Linked DNA regions of Homo sapiens: region 1 is linked to region 2. A link is an interaction called in ENCODE POLR2A ChIA-PET data of the cell type or tissue named here. Cell type or tissue: Panc1. All regions are shown on one strand. Each heading gives the region's core, and the rest is flanking DNA. Links, peaks and the distances in the headings are about the cores only.

The links. Peaks named below come from ENCODE experiments on the same cell type or tissue, not always from the same donor. Only the 100,000 strongest peaks of a DNase experiment are listed, where the experiment ranks them.
Region 1: POLR2A ChIA-PET joins it to region 2 with 6 read pairs; 3 of 35 experiments call an interaction of 5 or more read pairs at or near these places.

Annotation. Positions count from the first base shown.
Region 1 is chr20:5,511,113-5,518,685 of GRCh38, reverse strand. No RefSeq gene overlaps it. Among named protein-coding and RNA genes, the nearest start is that of LINC01729, 4.9 kb to the right of the region's middle. In Panc1, for the core only: no CTCF peak of the experiment used is centred there; a DNase peak (open chromatin) is centred at 4,345.
Region 2 is chr20:5,985,338-5,992,910 of GRCh38, reverse strand. It overlaps MCM8 (minichromosome maintenance 8 homologous recombination repair factor), which reads right to left. Exons shown (of 19, transcript NM_032485.6): 16 at 6,780-6,989; 17 at 5,553-5,629. It overlaps MCM8-AS1 (MCM8 antisense RNA 1), which reads left to right. Exons shown (of 5, transcript NR_110101.1): 5 at 1,443-2,116. Among named protein-coding and RNA genes, the nearest start is that of MCM8-AS1, 17 kb to the left of the region's middle. In Panc1, for the core only: a CTCF peak has its summit at 3,171; no DNase peak of the experiment used is centred there.

The DNA of each region.
Region 1 (7,573 bases), core at 1,284-6,283, 470 kb after region 2:
GTATTCCATGGTGTATATGTGCCACATTTTCTTAATCCAGTCTATCATTGATGGACATCTGGGTTGGTTCCAAGTCTTTGCTATTGTGAATAGTGCTGCAATAAACATACATGTGCATGTGTCTTTATGGCAGCATGATTTATAATCCTTTGGGTATATGCCCAGTAATGGGATGGCTGGGTCAAATGGTATTTCTAGTTCTAGATCCTTGAGGAATCGCCACACTGTCTTCCATAATGGTTGAACTAGTTTACAGTCCCACCAACAGTGTAAAAGCATTCCTATTTCTCCACATCCTCACCAGCACCTGTTGTTTCCTGACTTTTTAATGATCGCCATTCTAACTGGTGTGAGATGGTATCTCATTGTGGTTTTGATTTGCATTTCTCTGATGGCCAGTGATGATGAGCATTTTTTCATGTGTCTGTTGGCTGCATAAATGTCTTCTTTTGAGAAGCGTCTGTTCATATCCTTTGCCCACTTATTGATGGGATTGTTTGATTTTTTCTTGTTAATTTGTTTGAGTTCATTGTAGATTCTGGATATTAGCCCTTTGTCAGATGGGTAGATTGTAAAAATTTTCTCCCATTCTGTAGGTTGCCTGTTCACTCTGATGGTAGTTTCTTTTGCTGTGCAGAAGCTCTTTAGTTTAATTAGATCCCATTTGTCAATTTTGGCTTTTGTTGCCATTGCTTTTGGTGTTTCAGTCATGAAGTCCTTGCCCATGCCCATGGCCTGAATAGTATTACCTAGGTTTTCTTCTAGGGTTTTTATGGTTTTAGGTCTAACATTTAAGTCTTTAATCCATCTTGAATTAATTTTTGTATAAGGTGTAAGGAAGGGATCCAGTTTCAGCTTTCTACATATGGCTAGCCAGTTTTCCCAGCACCATTTATTAAATAGGGAATCCTTTCCCCATTTCTTGTTTTTGTCAGGTTTGTCAAAGATCAGATGGTTGTAGATATGTGGTATTATTTCTGAGGGCTCTATTCTGTTCCATTGATCTATATCTCTGTTTTGGTACCAATACCACGCTGTTTTGGTTACTGTGGCCTTCCAGTATAGTTTGAAGTCAGGTAGCGCGATGCTTCCAGCTTTGTTCTTTTGGCTTAGGATTGTCTTGGCAATGTGGGCTCTTTTTTGGTTCCATATGAACTTTAAAGTAGTTTTTTCCAATTTTGTGAAGAAAGTCATTGGTAGCTTGATGGGGATGGCATTGAATCTATAAATTACCTTGGGCAGTATGGCCATTTTCACAATATTGATTCTTCCTACCCATGAGCATGGAATTTTCTTCCATTTGTTTGTGTCCTCTTTTATTTCGTTGAGCAGTGGTTTGTAGTTCTCCTTAAAGAAGTCCTTCACGTCCCTTGTAAGTTGGATTCCTAGGTATTTTATTCTCTTTGAAGCAATTGTGAATGGGAGTTCACTCATGATTTGGCTCTCTGTTTGTCTGTTATTGGTGTATACGAATGCTTGAGATTTTTGCACATTGATTTTGTATCCTGAGACTTTGTTGAAGTTGCTTATCAGCTTAAGGAGATTTTGGGCTGAGACGATGGGGTTTTCTAAATATACAATCATGTCATCTGCAAACAGGGACAATTTGACTTCCTCTTTTCCTAATTGAATACCCTTTATTCCTTTCTCTTGCCTGATTGCCCTGGCCAGAACTTCCAACACTATGTTGAATAGGAGAGTGGTGAGAGAGGACATCCCTGTCTTTTATTTTTTTTAATTTTTTATTTTATTTTATTTTATTTTTTTATTATACTTTAAGTTTTAGGGTACAAGTGCACAATGTGCAGGTTAGTTACATATGTATACATGTGCCATGTTGGTGTGCTGCACCCAGTAACTTGTCATATAACATTAGGTATATCTCCTAATGCTATCCCTCCCCAATCTCCCCACTCCATGACAGGCCCCAGTGTGTGATGTTCCCCTTCCTGTGTCCATGTGTTCTCATTGTTCAATTCCTACCTATGAGTGAGAACATGCAGTGTTTGGTTTTCTGTCCTTGCGATAGTTTGCTGAGAATGATGCTTTCCAGCTTCATCCATGTCCCTACAAAGGACATGAACTCATCATTTTTTATGGCTGCATAGTATTCCACGGTGTATATATGCCACATTTTCTTAATCCAGTCTATCATTGTTGGACATTTGGCTTGGTTCCAAGTCTTTGCTATTGTGAATAGTGCCGCAATAAACATACGTGTGCATGTGTCTTTACAGCAGCATGATTTATAATCCTTTGGGTATATACCCAGTAATGGGATGGCTGGGTCAAATGGTATTTCTAGTTCTACATCCCTGAAGAATCACCACACTGACTTCCACAATGGTTGAACTAGTTTACACTCCCACCAACAGCGTAAAATTGTTCCTATTTCTCCACATCCTCTCCAGCACCTGTTGTTTCCTGACTTTTTAATGATCGCCATCTATCTGGTGTGAGATGGTATCTCATTGTGGTTTTGATTTGCATTTCTCTGATGGCCAGTGATGATGAGCATTTTTTCATGTGTCTTTTGGCTGCATAAATGTCTTCTTTTGAGCAGTGTCTGTTCATATCCTTTGCCCACTTTTTGATGGGGTTGTTTTTTTCTTGTAAATTTGTTGGAGTTCATTGTAGATTCTGGATATAAAATCAATGTGCAAAAATCACAAGCATTCTTATACACCAATAACAGACAAACAGAGAGCCAAATCATGAGTGAACTCCCATTCACAATTGCTTCAAAGAGAATAAAATACCTAGGAATCCAACTTACAAGGGACGTGAAGGACCTCTTCAAGGAGAACTACAAACCACTGTTCAACAAAATAAAAGAGGATACAAACAAATGGCAGAACATTCCATGCTCATGGGTAGGAAGAATCAGTAAAGTGAAAATGGCCATACTGCCCAAGGTAATTTATAGATTCAATGCCATCCCCATCAAGCTACCAGTGACTTTCTTCACAGAATTGGGAAAAACTACTTTAAGGTTCATATGGAACCAAAAAAGAGCCTGCATTGGCAAGTCAGTCCTAAGCCAAAAGAACAAAGCTGGAGGCATCACACTACCTGACTTCAAACTATACTACAAGGCTACAGTAACCAAAACAGCATGGTACTGGTACCAAAACAGAGATATAGACCAATGGAACAGAACAGAGTCCTCAGAAATAATGCTGCATATCTACAACCATCTGATCTTTGACAAACCTGACAAAAACAAGAAATGGGGAAAGGATTCCCTATTTAATAAATGGTGCTGGGAAAACTGGCTAGCCATATGTAGAAAGCTGAAACTGGATCCCTTCCTTACATCTCATACAAAAATTAATTCAAGATGGATTAAAGACTTAAATGTTAGACCTAAAACCATAAAAACCCTAGAAGAAAACCTAGGCAATACCATTCAGGCCATAGGCATGGGCAAGGACTTCATGACTAAAACACCAAAAGCAATGGCAACAAAAGCCAAAATTGACAAATGGGATCTAATTAAACTAAAGAGCTTCTGCACAGCAAAAGAAACTACCATCAGAGTGAACAGGCAACCTACAGAATGGGAGAAAATTTTTGCAATCTACTCATCTGACAAAGAGCATCTCTGTCTTGTGCCGGTTTTCAAAGGGAATGCTTCCAGTTTTTGCCCATTCCATATGATATTGGCTGTGGGTTTGTCATAAATAGCTCTTATTATTTTGAGATACGTCCCATCAATACCTAGTTTATTGAGAGTTTTTAGCATGAAGGGCTGTTGAATTTTGTCAAAGGCCTTTTCTCCATCTACTGAGGTAATCATGTGGTTTTTGTCATTGGTTCTGTTTATATGATGGATTACGTTTATTGATTTGTGTATGTTGAACCAGCCTTACATCCCAGGGATGAAGCCCACTTGATCATGGTGGATAAGCTTTTTGATGTACTGCTGGATTCGGTTTGCCAGTATTTTATTGAGGATTTTTGCGTCGATGTTCATGAGGGATATTGGTCTAAAATTCTCTTTTTTTGTTGTGCCTCTGCCAGGCTTTGATATCAGGATGATGTTTGCCTCATAAAATGAATTAGAGAGGATTCCCTCTTTTTCTATTGATTGGAATAGTTTCAGAAGGAATGGTACCAGCTCCGACATAAGAGGTTTTCTAAGTGAAGCTTTGGTATTAGCTCTGTGGGCTCGAACAAGTGTAAATTCACTGAGGCACTTCCACTTGAAGACTTGTTTTCTGATTTTCTCATATTTGCCTCTAGGGTAGTGGGCCTCGTTTTGGTTACTGATGTTTGCATTCCTTTCTTTAGTGTCATGTTGAGTCACTAAGTAATTATCATCAAAGGGCCAAGGACATTAACATCATGGAACGGGGCTTGTACATGATTTTGGACTTTACACTGAGGCGTTGTCCTTCCACTTTCCTTATCCCCACGACTTCTCGTCTTTTGAAGCAGCCAGCTCTACCCTGGCTCCCTAGGCCTCACAGTCCCCTGGTGGCCCTGGGTATACTCAATACTAGAGTCCTATTTGTAGGATTTTGGGAAGAAAGGGATCAGAGGCAGCATAGGGCCTAGAGAACTATATCTCTATGCCCAGATTTCCTCCTGCCTTGTCTCAGGTCTGGAGAATCAATACTGTCTTTTTTGGCTCAGGTGCTGGTTGCTCACAGAGTCTTCAACTGTCTTCCCAGGGCTCACCTCTCCTCAGAGCTTTTGCACTACTCCTCCCATCCTTTATTTTCTAGAATCATATTTTCAAAAGGTTTCTCACTGGTTTTGTCCTTTTAAAAATTTGAGGCCAGGCGCGGTGTCTCATGCCTGTAATCCCAGCACTTTGGGAGGGCGAGGTGGGTGGATCACCTAAGGTCGGGAGTTCGAGACCAGCCTGGCCAGCACGGTGAAACTCTGTGTCTACTAAAAAAAATACAAAATATTAGCTGGGTGTGGTGGCAAGCACCTATAATCCCAGCTAGTCAGGAAGCTGAGGCAGGAGAATCACTTGAACCTGGGAGGCAGAGGTTGCAGTAAGCTGACATCCCGTCATTGCACTCCAACCTGGGCTACAGAGTGAGACTCTGTCTTAAAACAAACAAACAAAAATTTGATATTGGCTGGGCATGATGGCTCACGCCTGTAATCCCACCACTTAGGGAGGCCGAGGCAGGTGGATCGCCTGAGGTCAGGAGTTCAAGACCAGCCTGGCCAACGTGGTGAAACCGCATCTCTACTAAAAATACAAAAATTAGCGGGTGTGGTGGTGGGCCCCTGTAATTCCAGCTACTCGGGAGGCTGAGGCAGGAAAATTGCTTGAAACTGGGAGGCAGAGGTTGCAGTGAGCCAAGATCACACCACTTCACTCCAGCGTGAGCGAAAGAGCAAGACTCCATCTCAAAAAAAAAAAAAAAAAGATAAAAATAAAAATCTGATATTTTAGCTACTGTCGTTGGATCTCAGTAAGGCCTCTGCACCCATTCCCTCCCTTTGTGATTCATCCATGGACATCCACCTCCATTGATTTGAAAACTATCTCAGCAATATTCCTTGCCTTCTTCCGCCTCCAGCCGATCTCTCACTCCATCCCACCTGCCTGTTGTTCTCCCTTATGGAATAAAGACATGTCCCACACTTTAGAGATTAAAAAAAGATAAAAAAAAAAAAAAAGAGGGTGGACGTGTCAAGATCACACAGAGCTGGGAATGTGGTAAGCCCTTGAAACTGGGTCTCAACAACAAGGCTGCCTTCCAGAGATTGCTAATATCTGAGAGTCCCAGTGAGCTGGGGTGAACCCAGGGCCTAAGAATGGCTCTCTGGTTCCACCACTTCCAAAGCCACACCCAGTGCACATGGCCTGAGGCTTCCATGGTGATGGTAAAGAAACCTCCCCTGCTGCCTCTCCCAATACTGCCGAGTCCCCTCTCATCTTATTCATGCTAAATGTACAGATGTGATCAATAGAATCAAAGGGAAATCGAGCCCTGAGGAGAGGGCCAGACTCCGGGAGGAGAGGGGTTGGAGTCAAACGGGGGGATCTGCAGCTCTGAGTGCAGGGGCTTCAAACCTTAAGAGCTCGACAGCAGTGTGAAGTGGAATCGGGGGGAATGAGGTCCAAGTTTATGTTGGGAAGAATATAAGCATGATTTGGAGATTCCTGGTGTTCATGTGTCCCCAACAAGTACAGCTGGGAGGCACTGGAGGAAAGATTGGTGCTAGAAGTTCATGTGGGAACAGGGCAGACCCTTGGATAAATGTGGGGTCTCTTAGGCATTGCAGGGGTTTGAATAGAGGCCCTAACACTGTGGTGGGGATAGTGCCAAAGAACTCCAACATGTATTTTATCAGGGGTTTAACATAAATATCAATTCTGGAGAAAATCGGCACCAGGAGTTAAAATCTCATTTAATCTTCTATAAGATGCTATATATGTGGAAAACAAAGTTAAGTGTCAAATTATTACCAAATTGCTGCAACAAATGACCAATGCAGCAATCCCGCATAGCTATAAGGGCTCAGGGAACAGAGGGGGTCACCATCACCCTGGGAGAAGGAGACAGCACAGAAGAAGGTCTGTGACTCAGCTCAAAGACAGGAAAATGGTTTTGTGGGCAGGCAATGAGGAAAGGGGGACAGAGTTGCAGTTTTCTGAGATAAAGCCTCTTAGGTGTTTTTTGACTACTTGATTGTTCCCTGTGAATGTATAAGTTTGATTTTAAAAATAAATAGAGAAGAGCCTCTTTCCTGACACCACCCAATCTCTGAGCCCCACAGATGATGTTCTAGTTTCTTGCAGGAGGTTCTGGTCCCACCTGCCTGCTCCCTTCTAAGACAACCCCACCAGCAAGGAGGTCTTCTAGTTCTTTCTGTGAGTGTTCTCTTGCTGGTCCTGGCTTGGGCCCCTGGGCCCAGGAACCTCTGGGTTCTCTCAGCTACACTTCCATCCGTGGTCCCCAACCTCAGTGTCCAGGATGCTGTGGCTGACCTCCTGGAGGGAGTGTGGCTCCTCACAGGTATCTACCTTGTAGTGCATCAGGCCAGGCCTCCTGCGGCAGCTCTCTGATGACCGAGTGTGGTGGGGATGCTAAGGCCAGGCTGGTTGCCCAGACCTACTTTGCTGCCTGACTGTTTCAAATAGTTGGTGAAGGCTCTGGATTTTCCTCAGAACTGTGGTCCGGAGTGCTCCCACCCCTTCTCTTCCCCTCTCTCCCTCACATTGGGAGTGAGACTTGCTTCATGGTCCGGTGGCTCTCCCAGTCTTTTGTAACTCTTTTCACAAAGGTATATCTCCCACTAAAACCCTTGCAATTTAATCCTGTCTTGGTGTCTGCTTCTCAGAAGAGCTGGATAACACACTCCAACCCTTCTCTCAGTCCCTGCAGCCCCTGTGGTGGGGTTGACTGTGGGTGACCACAGAGCCAGGCTGGCCTCGTCCAAACCGCAGGCTGCTACTTCACAAGGCCTGACCCCACTAAGAACTGTGTTTCTCCATGTTTCTGCTGGTCATATCCAGTGCATCTAGATTGCCTTTTTTTTTTGAGATGGAGATTCGCTCTTGTTGCCCAGGCTGGAGTGCAATGGCATGATCTTGGCTCAC
Region 2 (7,573 bases), core at 1,015-6,014:
ATAATTAACCATCCTGTTTAATCCAACTCTATTGCTGATTCCCTGCCTCAACAATGGGATAGCTATATTTCACAGCCAGACTAATTGGCAAAACTGTTATTTAATCAGGAATTAATTAATTAGTCAAATACATACTGGTCACCTGCTGGGCAACAGGCTTATAGTGGTGAACAAAACAGGTATAATCCCTTCCCTTAATGAGCTGCAGGAATGATTTTAATGGGTTATAAACAATAAAGCTTCCTTTTGTTCCTTGAATAGTTAAAAGCCTACGTTATGCAAATAGGAATGAGTCATTCAAATAAAACTATTAAAAATGATAAAACAGTAAGATGGTAAGTGTTTTCCTCTGAAATACAGCATAATCTCTTTTAAGATGAACCTCCCATATGCTTGTTTCTCATGAGAAAGTTGTTAAAAATGCTTTCAGTTAATAATAATAGGTAACATTTATCTTAATTATATTTGTTTAACATAGGCTATCCCACTTAATCCTCCCAGCAATCCTGTGATTTAGGAACTATTCTTATTCCCATTTTACGGATGAAAAAACATTCTTATTAGGTTGGTGCAAGAGTAATAGAGGTTTTTGAAATTGCTTTTCTTATGGCAAAAACTGCAACTACTTTTGCACCAACCTATGCTAAGATTAAAGTGACTTGCCAGAAGTTACACAACTAGTAAGTGGCATATCTCAGATTTGAATCTGCTACACTGCTTCAGATTTTAAAAAGCTATGTAAAATATTTGAGCTAGTTTCCTGAAATAGAAAAAAACAATGATCTTTCACCTTTGAAGGTGGCTCTGTTCTCTTCTGCTACCTAGTATGTTTTCAATTTTAGGAGAAAGCTTATGTGAACTGTCTACTAAATATAAGCATTTAGTTTTTTAAAATACAGCTAAGTGCTCTGGTAACTCAGACAAGCTATGTCACAGTTTAAGAATTTTCTTATTCAACTGTCAGCTTCCCAGTTAAAATGTAATCTTAAAAGGTTTAAAACCACATTAAGGGCAAAGACTGAACGAAGCTGAAGAGATGAAAACTCTGAAATGGAAGATTTAATGAATGAATGAATCATTACTAAGGTCAACTTTACTATCAGTGCAGGACATTTACTGAAGGCCTACTTTATGACAGGCATGATTCTGGGCCCTGGGAATATACTGGTAAATGAGTCAGATAAGGTCCCTGCTCTCATAAACTAAGGAAAGAATGCATGTTGAGCATAACAAACAGATAATTCATAATCTAATTTCATTGTGTTTCACTGGATCTTGATCTCTACCATGAACATAGTGTCAGGTAATTCCAATCAAACTATTTTCTTTTTCCTGAAAATTTTTATGAATGCCAGTAAACATACTGAGACAATTCAGGGAAACAATCTGGTAATGTCATGTGGGTACTGTTTACACTTAATAATAAGACCTCTTTTTTTCAGGGGCCCAGATGTAAACTGATCTGAAACTTGTTCAAATTTACCACCAAAGCAACTCTGGGAAGCAGTACAAATACAGAGTTCCATGAGACAACACTTAAGAGTTCCTCTTGGACAGGAAAGCACATGCAAACACTGTCCAACATGAGTATTCAGACATGCAGAGAAATCTTATACCAAGTATAACCAACCATAAATGGGCAATATAGCATTTTTACTGAAAAGGTAAATATAGCCTAATTTACTCTGCTTAAGCATGATGCTCAGATAGGAGAACTAATCTACCGTGTCCACAGACCAGTGAATTTACTGTGGGGAAACAGTAAACAGTTGAGGTGACGTCTATGGTCTAAGGCCTGCAGAAATTGAGCAATGGTAAAGCCTCAAGAGGAGAATGTTACAGGTTAAGAGAGAAAAGGAGCAGGGTAGTGTACCCCTTAGTTTGCTCGACAGATGAACAGTCTACAAAGTAGAAACATGACATTCAGGAGAGCCAGGCACCAGAAGACCCAGAGGGCCAGAGATCATTAAAAGGAAAAAGAAATCAGGAGTGGGAATCTCAGCCACACTCCCAAAGGTGGAGTGTTCAAGTGCAGGATGCAGAGAAAGCAAGATGCACACATTCTAGACTGTAAGTCAACAAGCAACTTCTCATCATTAAATAAGAAGTGCCTATTTTTGGTCTTTGTTTTTTTTATAGGAAAAAAAGTTAAAATTAAAAAAAATTCTGAAATTTTGGTTGGGTTGTGACTTACTTTCCTAATGGGAAAAAATATCTCTGCTAGGTCAGTCTCTAGTCTGGTCTCTTAGAAAGCCATACCCACAAGAAGTCAGGCAGACAACTAGATTTTGTGGCCATTCTTTTACTTCATATGCTAGCACACCATGCCCCTAGCAGCAAGTTGTATGAGAAAGTCTAGTAAATTCCTAGACTATCTGGTTGCTTATAAATGGCAACTAGAGGGTCTCCAACATAATGAGATCAACTGGAGAGGGACTAAAGCCAGGTTGGTAAAATTTTCAGCTACAAGATCCCTCAAACCCTAGTACTGAATCACATAAAGAGAGAAAATTGATGGGTCAAGGACTGTGTGATGTCAGGCGCGGTGGCTCCCACCTGTAATCCCAGCACTTTGGGAGGCCAACGTGGGCAGATCACCTGAGGTCAGGAGTTCAAGACTAGCCTGGCCAACTTGGCAAAACCCCGTCTCTACCAAAAATACAAAAAAATTAGCTGGGCGTGGTGGCAGGTGCCTGTAATCCCAGCTATTCAGGAGGCTGAGGCAGGAGAATCGCTTGAACCCAGGAGGCAGAGGTTGCAGTGAACTGAGATCACGCCACTGTACTCTCCAGCCTGGATGACAGAGTGAGACTCTGTCTAAATAAAAGAGAAAAAAAAAAAAGCACTGTGTGATGCCATACCAATAGGATACTTAGACACAGAAGGTAAGTTGTTAGAAATTAGCTCAAAGGGTTGGGAGTCAATAATTATTAATTTTTCTTATTATGAGGCAGTTACTTTGGTGCCACCAATAAAAAATTAAGAGCTGTCAATTCTAGAATCTTTAAAGCTTTCAAAGACAGCCAGTAGAACCTCACGGTTGCTTACAAACTCTGAGACTGAATTAAGGAGAAAGGTTCCTCTTCTTCCATGGACTCCCTCTAAGGGCAGGAAACAACCTGCAGATTCTTGTACCTTCAGGAGGTGACATGGGTGCCCTTCTACCCATCTGCATACCTCTAGAGGCAGCAGAGAGAAGACAGCAGCCTCCAGGGATGGGGCAGTACCAGGCTGGGGACAAAGAGACAACTAGGTAAAGTCTCTCCCTATGAGGAAAAGACAAGAAGAAAAGGATCTGCAGCTAAGACATACTGCACAATTTAGATGGAGAGCACTGAGGACTAGACCATAAAAATTCTTTGAAAAGGGTGATTTTGGAAACTTCTTATCTAGGGTGAGATCTGCCAGTTTTTGAGGCCTTTGGTTTATGGTATAACTCAGAGAAAAGGGGATCTGCTCAGCCTCATCTGAGTATCAACAAAACTTACACTATCAGGCCAGGCGTGGTGGCTCATGCCTGTAATCCCAGCACTTTGGGAGGACAAGGCAGGCAGATCACTTAAGGCCAGCACTTTGAGACCATCCTGGCCAACATGGTGAAACCCCATCTCTACTAAAAATACAAAAATTAGCAGGTGTGGTGGCATGCACCTGTAGTCCCAGCTACATGGGAGGCTCAGGCAGGAGAATTGCTTGAACCCAGGGGGCGCAGGCTGCAGTGAGCCAATATCACACCACTGCACTCCAGCCCGGGCGACAGAGCCAGACTGTCTCAAAAAAAAAAAAAAAAGACTTGCGCTATTGATAGTAAACAGTGTTTACTGAGTGTTCTCTAATGTATCAGAACCGTATTCGTCACTTTATTGAGCATCACTGCATGACACCTCAGAGCACAATCCTTTGTGGTGTGTTTTACACCAGAGGAAACTGAGAAGCAGTGTGTAACCTGCCATGGCAGCTCCAGGTTGAACTCCAAAGCCCTTGCTCTTCCAGCTATGCTGCACTTTTATTCACAGCCAAAGGGGAATAGCTGGGCAAAACCACCTGGGCAAAACCACCTGGTTCTGACACCACGCAAACCTCAGAATCAGCAGCTACTAGGACAAAAGAATTCATCTACCTTAGAAGAATTAGAAATTACTTAACAAAATTAGATAATTTCATCTTCAATATATTTTTTGGTCTTGGAAAAGTAGACTCCTAACAGATAATGTATTTTCATTGCTATCAGAGGATATTAAAAATGCATTTTAAATGAAAAAAGCAAGGTATAGCATGTATATGGTATGTTGTTATAGTTACCATTTGTCTACAAAGGGGAAAAAAGAATATATAGATATGTAGTCACACAAAAAACTGCTAATAATTGCCACTGGCTAGCAGGAAGAACGGGGTAACTATTAAGCTGAGTAGGAGGAAACTTTTTCCACTATATACTTTTTTTTTTTTGAGACAGAGTCTTGCTCTGTCACCCAGGCTAGAGTACAGTGGCACAATCTCAGCTCACTGCAACCTCCACCTCCCAGGTTCAAGCAAATCTCCCGCCTCAGCCTCCCAAGTAACTGAGATTACAGGCACTAGCCACCACGCCCAGCTAATTTTTTGTATTTTTAGTAGAGACGGGGTTTCACCATGTTGCCCAGACTGGTCTCGAACTCCTGACCTCAGGTGATCCACTTGCCTCGGCCTCCCAAAGTGCTGGGATTACAGGTGTGAGCCACCATACCTGGCCTATACTTTTTGAACTTTGGAATTTTGAAGCTTATGAAAGTATGGACCTATTAAAAAAATTTTTTTATCTGGAATAAAAAAAACTACCCAAAATAATATTACTGATTTTTAAAAATCTATGTCTAAGGTAAACATATATGCTCAACTAATTTTTCTTTTCTACCTTCTAGGAATCATTATCTACTAAATGATGTAAAATGCAAAGGATACAATTTAGCAATATTTATCAAAAACCTATAGTATTTACTGTTGAACCCAGAAATATCGCTTCTGAGAATTTATCACGTAGGTGCACAACTTACCCACATATGAAGTATCTTACGTAGAACATTACTCATTGTAGCATTATTTAAAAGCACAAGAATGGAAAATATTTATGTGTCAATAGGGGACTGATCAAATATACTATATAGTATATCTACACAATAGAATACTCTAGCTATAAAAAAAGAGTCTCTAATAAAAAAAGATCTCTGGATATATTGTTAAAATTCAAAACCAGTACAGAAGAGTATAAACAGCAGACTGTGGAAAAGCAATGGGTGTCTGGGTGAAGGGCGAGTAGGTGGTAAATAGCTCTTCTCCAATAGGTTTTGGAACTGATTTTAGCACTATGTAAATGTATTACTCATTCAAAAAAATTTCTAATGTAAAGATTATTTACACAGTGAGAAATATTTTAAACTAAGAAACGGTACTCTGTTTAGGAGGAAAATAAGTGACCCAATGGGCTAAATAAAAGTAGCCTTGGCCTATTACCTAATTTGAGATGGGAAGATAACTGGTATTTCATTTAAAACAATTTGAAATTTTTATCTTACCTATATTTCATAATTTCCACTATATCCTCAGCGTCTTCTTTGGTTGCTTCCTCTCTCAATTCCAACCTTGCTCGTGCCTTTAAAAGAAAACACCATTTTCAGATGACGAAAGATGAATATATTTACCATAGTATGTCTAAGCTTTACTTCATTTACTTGTTTTACACAAAAACTGACCTTTAGGCGAGGAAGGTTATAACATCAAAAGTCAAAATATGGAAGTAATTCTCTGGGCTGGGGGTGGTGGCTCACGCCTATAAACCCAGCACTTTGGGAGGCTGAGGTGGGAGGATCACTTGAGCCCAGGAGTTCGAGACCAGCCTGAGCAACAAAGTGAGGACCTGTCTCTACAAAAAAATTTTCAAATTAGCTGGGTGCGGTGGTGTATGCCTGTAGTCCCAGCTACTTGGGAAGCTGAGGTGGGAGGATCCCTTGAGCCTGGGAGGAGAGGCTGCAATGAGGCTTGATCATGCCACTGAACTCCAGCCTAGGTGACAGAGGGAGACCCTGACTCAGGGCAAACAAACAAAAAAAATCTGTGAAACCTTGACTATGAAAATTACAACTCACTTAAAATAAGGATAAACCTCATTTTTACTTGTTAACGTATATTTCTGAGTGATCATTTCAGGAGATTTGATGATGAAATACACTTGGTTTTCCCTTGCCTTTTACTTTTAGGAAATCATACCTAACCAATATGGTAAAACAACAAAGAAGAATTAATCAGATTTTAGGAGCAAAAAGCCCAAACTCTGAGCTAGCTAATTTTTACTGCCAGAGTTCTCTTAGTATTTCAAACTGTGAATAGATATTACTGCTGTTAAAAACACAGGAACTATCCTTGTGGACCTGTCATGTAAAAAAATAAAATACTCAAGATACCTGACACATTCCATGTTCCCATATACTCAACTTGGGTCTCATACTCCTAGTTAACCTAACCACTTTTCAGATATTCCAGGAGTCTCCTAAGAGTCAGTCAAAGAAAAACAAAAGAAAAGTTGCATGCTAAGTAATTGATTCTGTGACTAGAAAGAAGTAGCTATACTTGGATATGTTATAGACATGACAAAATCTTTTAAAAAACTTTCATCCATCCATTTCTAACATCTCTCTATAGAAAGGAAAATGGAGTCAATTATGCAGAAAATACTTCAAAAGAGAAGTCAAGGCACACCCTTCCCCTTTAAGCCAAAAAAAGCATGACCATAAAAAGAAACAAACCTCTGTCAGACGAATCAAAGATTCCAGCTGCCTGGTAGTGATTGGTGAGCTATTTAACCTCTGGCTCTGTTTCCGGAGCTCAAGGTAAAAATCTTGAAGAACTCGAGCAGCTTCTGTGGATAGCCTTGGGTACACATACTGCCGAGCATAGCCAATGTACTTTCTCAATAGCTGGTGGGGAATGGGATCTATTGTTTCTCCAGGAACCACCTGAAGCATGATTAAAAGGCCCAAGATAACAAGGATAAGTAGCAAATAAAATATTTCTGCTAAAATAACTTGTTTAGGCCAGGTGCAGTGGCTCACGCCTGTAATCCCTGCGCTTTGGGAGGCCAAGGAGGACACATCACCTGAGGTCAGGAGTTCAAGACTAGCCTGGCCAACACAGCAAAACCCCATCTCTACCAAAAATACAAAAATTAGCCGGGCGTGGTGGCACGTGCCTGGAGTCCCAGCTACTTGGGAGACTGAGGCAGGAGAATCACTTGAACCCGGGAGACAGAGGTTGCAGTGAGCCAAGATCACACCACTGCACTCCAGCCTGAGCGATAAGAGTGAGACTATGTCTCAGAATAAATAAATAACTTGTTTAGATAAATATACAATTCTAAAAGACTCTCCAAATCAACCAAACACTTTATCTGTAGGTCTCATCTTAGCTGACTTAGATTCCTTTTTTTTTTTTTTTTTGAGACAGTCTCGCTCTGTCACTCAGGCTGGAGTGCAGTGGTGAGATCTCAGCTCACTGCAACCTCCGCCTCCCAGGTTCAAGCAATTCTCCTGCCTCAGCCTCC